2 separate regions of the Homo sapiens genome follow, and region 1 is linked to region 2. A link is a loop called in an ENCODE intact Hi-C map of the cell type or tissue named here. Cell type or tissue: B cell. All regions are shown on one strand.

Region 1 (2,500 bases), 120 kb after region 2:
TTTCCAGAGAGGCGGAAAAATGAATGAGCACTCAGGAAAGCCAACCTGATCAGTGGCACTTTGATAAGATGACAAAATTGCTCCCTCCTCCAGTCCAAATCCACTCTCTGTGGTGAACTATTATGGGAAGGAAGCATCAACTAATTAGAAGCATCTCTGGGACATGAGAAAAATCAGCACCTAAAATGCCTAAGCAGAGAGAATTCCTTGTTAAGAAGAGAGAAAACAAAACAAAAAACTGCTAGGATGTCACTTTGCCCAAGCATATTTATAAAGGGAGGAGGAGATAAGAATTAATTGGGACAGGAGCTTCTACCTAAGTGACATAAAAGACACAATTATTTTTGCTGCTTTTACAGATCAAGTGCCCCTTCCAGGTGGGGATAGAGCCCTGGCACCACCCACCATTTTGAAAAATGACTTTTAGTCTTCCGTAGTTCTAACTAAGCTTGAAATTAAGATGGTTCTTTTGTTTACTCCCCCTGTTGGGGAAGCTCTAACCACCTATCAAAAACACCAATGTCTGGATTATTTATTTCTCATTGTCCAACCTACGGGGCATAGAAGAGTTTTATGAAGCCAACATGTGAGGCGTTTCTCCCAAAGAAGCGTGGATGCACCTCCCCATATTGCAGAGCCCTTTTATACTATGGTCCTTTGATAATCTGGATTTTGACAGACAGAACTAATGCCTGACTTGGAGCAGGACAAAGAGCCCTGGAAGTCAGAGGCTTCATTCTTGTCACCCTCTTTCCTTTATAAGCTGCGAGCACTTGGGTAAGTCCCTTAACCTTGAGAAAATTCAATAAAACAAAGGGTTAGTGACTAATATATTACATCCTTTTTAAAAAACAAGTTGTGGTTTAAAAAGCCCCATATAACATGAGATCTACTGTCTTAACACATCTGTGAGTGTATAGTACAGTATTGTTAACCATAAGCACACTGTTGTAAAGCAGATCTCTAGAACTGACTCAGCTTGCACTACTGAAACTCCACGCCCACTGAGCAGCAACCTCACTTCCTCCTTCCTCCGGCCCCTGGCACTCAACCATTCTATGTTCTGCTTCTACGAGTCAACTGCCTTAGATACCTCATATCAGTGGAATCAGGCAGTATTGGTCCTTTATGACTGGCTTATTTCATTTAGCATAGTGTCCTCAAGGTTCAAATATATATCCTTACAATGATACTGACATGGTACTCACTGTTTCCATGGTAAGTGGTTACATATATTAACGTATTTAGCCCTCACAGAAACCCTTCAAGGTAAGGTGGCATGATTATCTCCTTTTGATAGATGAGGAAACTGAGGCAAAGGGAGGTGAAGTGAGGTGCCTATGCTTACCTGCTGTGTAAGTGGCTCCAGACTCCTTTTTTTTTTTTTCCAAGACAGGGTCTCACTCTGTTGCCCAGGCTAGAGCATAGTTATGCTATCATAGCTCACTGTAGCTTTGACCTCCTGGGCTCAAGTGATCCTCCCAACTCAGCCTCCCAAGTAGCTGGGACGAAAGGCACATGCCACCACATCCACCTAATTTTTTAAATTTTTTGTAGAGACGAGGTCTCACTATGTTGCCCAGGCTGGCCTCGAATTCCAGGACTCAAATGATCCTCCAGCCTTGGCCTCCCAAAGTGTTGAGACTACAGGTGTGAGCCACCACACCCAGCCCAGACTCCATTCTCTTGAACATAACACCATGTTCTTTCTGTACAGTTTAAAATTTCTATTTTAGCAAGTAGGCTCACAGAGATACTGAAGTCACTGAGGAAGATGGCAAAAGATGGGGCAGGGAGGATAAACGAGATGTGGTGTTGGAGAGATCTACCCTTGTATAGTTCAGAGTGGTCTTTCACAGCAGGAAGAGGATGGCCTTGGAGCCAGGGAGACCTGGGCCCAGTCCTGGCTCTCCCTTGCTCTAGGCCCTTGGGAAACACCAGTCACCAAAACTGGCAAGACCCTTGCCTTGTAGACATCACATGCTAGCAGGTGAGACAAACAACAAACAATAAGTATTCCCAATAATGTCTGCTATAGAAAGGGTAAAGTGTTATAAAAAAACAAACAAACAAAACACTGGTGCTGGGAAGGCTGGCTGGAATTGTAAAAAGGGTGCCACTGAGAAGGTGATATCTGAGCAGACTAGAAGAAGGTGAGAAGGTAGATTGTGAGGCTGGAGCACATCTAGGGGATGGTGTTCCGCACAGAGGGAAGAGCTAGTGCAAAGGTCCAGAGAAGGGGAGAGCCTAGGACGTATGAGGGAGAGCAAAGAAGCCAGCCTGTGTGCAGGAGCCAACGCGAGCCAGCGTAGAGGCACTGAAGCCGGGGATGGCATGGGGGCGGCGGAAAGGCTGTGCCAGTGACTCTGAGTGGTGTGGGAAGCTATGCAGGCTTTTGAGCAGAGGAGTGACATGAACTGATACTTGGCTTTTATAGTAATTTAGGTGATGGTGGCTCAGATCAGGGCAGCAGAAGTGGAGGTGGGAGAAGCAGTTGGTT
Region 2 (2,500 bases):
TCAAGGTACGATATCAAGGGCTGATTTAATTACACAGCCATTCAGTGGGACAAGCACGGCAATTTTTAGCCAACTGTTCTAGTAAATATTACGGGAAACCCTTTTATAGAGTGCTAATTCCGGCTTAGTGTTTTCGCTAAGCTTTAGTTCTTACTCAAACATGCACACGGGCCCCCAAAGATGCTACCACCAGGCCAGAAAATCACACAGATAAAGCATGAGCCCATATGCCATCTTGCAGTCAATCATCCTTTTAAAAATGTTATAAATGTCTGCATATCACTGTCATTTAGGTGGGGACAAACTAAGGTCCAGTAACTTCCCTGTGTCTGTTCTTCCTCCGTCCCCCTCCCCCGTGACTCTGAGTCCTGCAGACCAGCCCTTGGGCATGTTTTGGGTCACCAAATGCCACTGCTCCCAGGAGTTTGACAAAACAACCGCTGTAAACTCATTTCAGACGTTTGAAACAATACCCAATCACTGCATCCACCCTCGAGGAGCGCCCCAGAGGAAATGGCATCATTACTTTCATTTTACTCCGTTTGTGAACGACTAAAGGAAAACAACACGTCCTAGGACTCTCGGGAACGTTATTAAGTGACCCCTAAGAAATTAATCATCAAGAGCTAAAATAACCCTCTGCTGCACATACACCGCCGTTTCTCTAAGTGGAGAAACAAATTTCACTTTCCACAGTTGGAACAGAAACTCTTATGCATCCCCGTTTCTTCAAAAAAAAGTCTATAAATAACCTAGGATCAGCAAAATTATGCAAAACATCCTGCTAGAAGAAGAAATGTAAACTAAAACCACTTACAGAGAGACTCAGGCTGCCAACTTAATCTGATGCTACGACGACTGTAAACATGTTGTACTTTTGGAACCTGAAGCGATCCACATTAGCACGGATGTCAGTAAAAAAAAAAAAAAGAAAAAAAAAAAGAGAGAGAGAGAGAAAGAAAAAGGAGGGAAAAAAATCGCAACGACTAAACAACAACAAAAGCCCAGCCCCAAACAGAGCAACGTGATACGGTATTCTGCACGGTGCACAGCCCGACGGCTGACCAGCTGCAGTCAATACCAGCTATCCGCGCTTGCACACGCCAACTGTTTTGACTACACGCACTTGTTAAACACGGAGTTTCAGGTCCTACCAGTTGGACACCAGAAGTTCATAGAACTGACCCAGTGCCAAGAACAACAAGCACAGAAAGCGAACCGGCTGCCTCGTGCGGGTGTTTTTGTTAACTGTTTATGCAAGCCCCAAAGCAATTGGGTAACAATTACGAATAAAAAAGAACTTAAATTACAAAAGCAAAAGATTACCACCTTGAAGGAAATGTAGATATTGGCAGCTGAAGGACAGACGTCATGCTACTTTATTGGTGGGGTGGGTGGGTAGTTTTCAGAGAGAACTGGTTGGGGGAGGGGGAGGTGTCACATGACACACTGCGGTTATTAGCAGAAGGAACTGGGTGCTTCCTCGAAGCATCTTTTAGAGATTGACTTAGATTTTGCAAATGTGGAGGCTTTGCTGCACATGTGGGGGTGATGGCAGGAGCACTAGAATTTGTCAGTTGGTAAATCCCATAGGAGAAGAAAGGGACATGCTGGATGAATTTCTTTCTTTCCTTCCTTCCTTCCTTCCTTCCTTCCTTCCTTCCTTCCTTCCTTCCTTCCTTCCTCCCTCCCTCCCTCCCTCCCTTCCTTCCTTCTTTTTTTGAGATGGAGTCTGGCTCTGTCACCCAGGCTGGAGTGCAATGGCGCTATCTTGGCTCACTGCAACCTCTGCCTCCTGGGTTCAAGCAATTCTCCTGCCACAGCCTCCTAAGTAGCTGGGATTACAGGCATGCACCACTACGCCTGGCTAGTTTTTGTATTTTTGGTAGAGATGGAGTTTTGCCATGTTGGCCAGGCTGGTCTCGAACTCCTGACCTCAAGCGATCAACCCGTCTCAGCCTCCCAGAGTGCTGGGATTACAGGTATGAGCCACCGCACCCAGCTCTTTCTTTTTTAGAGACCTTTTGCTCTGCCACCCAGGCTGAAGTGCAGTGGTGCCATCAGAGCTCACTGCATCCTTGAATTCCTGGGCTCAAGCGATCCTCCCGATTCAGCCTCCTAAGGAGCCGCACCACTGCCCTTGGCTAATTTTTAAATCTTTTGTAGACACGGAGTCTTGCCACCAGGCTGGTCTCAAACTCCTGGCCTCAAGCGATCCTCCTGCTTTGGCCTTCCAAAGCACTGGGATTACAAGCATGAGCCGTCATGCCCAGCAGAAACACTTCTTAAATTGCTTATTTTAACAGGCTTTTCCATTTTTCCCAGAGTGCATCAAGCAGTATCTCACTGTAGGACCAAGAGAATTAACCAAATAAAATTTTAGTTACCTGAGGAGTTCAGAAAACAATTCCAAGAGAACCTGGGTGTGGACGTAAGAGTGAGAAATTTTTTTTGTTTTTGTTTTAAATAGAGACAAGGTTTCTCTCTTGCCCAGGCTGGA

What was found. Hi-C counts contacts between places; a loop is a spot of excess contacts. Peaks named below come from ENCODE experiments on the same cell type or tissue, not always from the same donor. Only the 100,000 strongest peaks of a DNase experiment are listed, where the experiment ranks them.
Region 1: a loop joins it to region 2, with 4 times the contacts of the local background. A loop is called at or near these places in 5 of 110 quality-filtered maps.

Annotation. Positions count from the first base shown.
Region 1 is chr7:105,808,400-105,810,899 of GRCh38, forward strand. The region is part of intron 2 of ATXN7L1 (ataxin 7 like 1); the gene reads right to left. Among named protein-coding and RNA genes, the nearest start is that of ATXN7L1, 67 kb to the right of the region's middle. RefSeq lists enhancers at 517-586, 707-816. In B cell, no CTCF peak of the experiment used is centred here; a DNase peak (open chromatin) is centred at 1,012; H3K27ac peaks cover 953 bases.
Region 2 is chr7:105,690,743-105,693,242 of GRCh38, forward strand. All of the region lies in intron 3 of ATXN7L1 (ataxin 7 like 1), which reads right to left. Among named protein-coding and RNA genes, the nearest start is that of EFCAB10, 110 kb to the left of the region's middle. RefSeq lists enhancers at 1-535, 536-1,211. In B cell, no CTCF peak of the experiment used is centred here; DNase peaks (open chromatin) are centred at 29, 489 and 1,399; H3K4me3 peaks cover 1,662 bases; H3K27ac peaks cover 1,526 bases.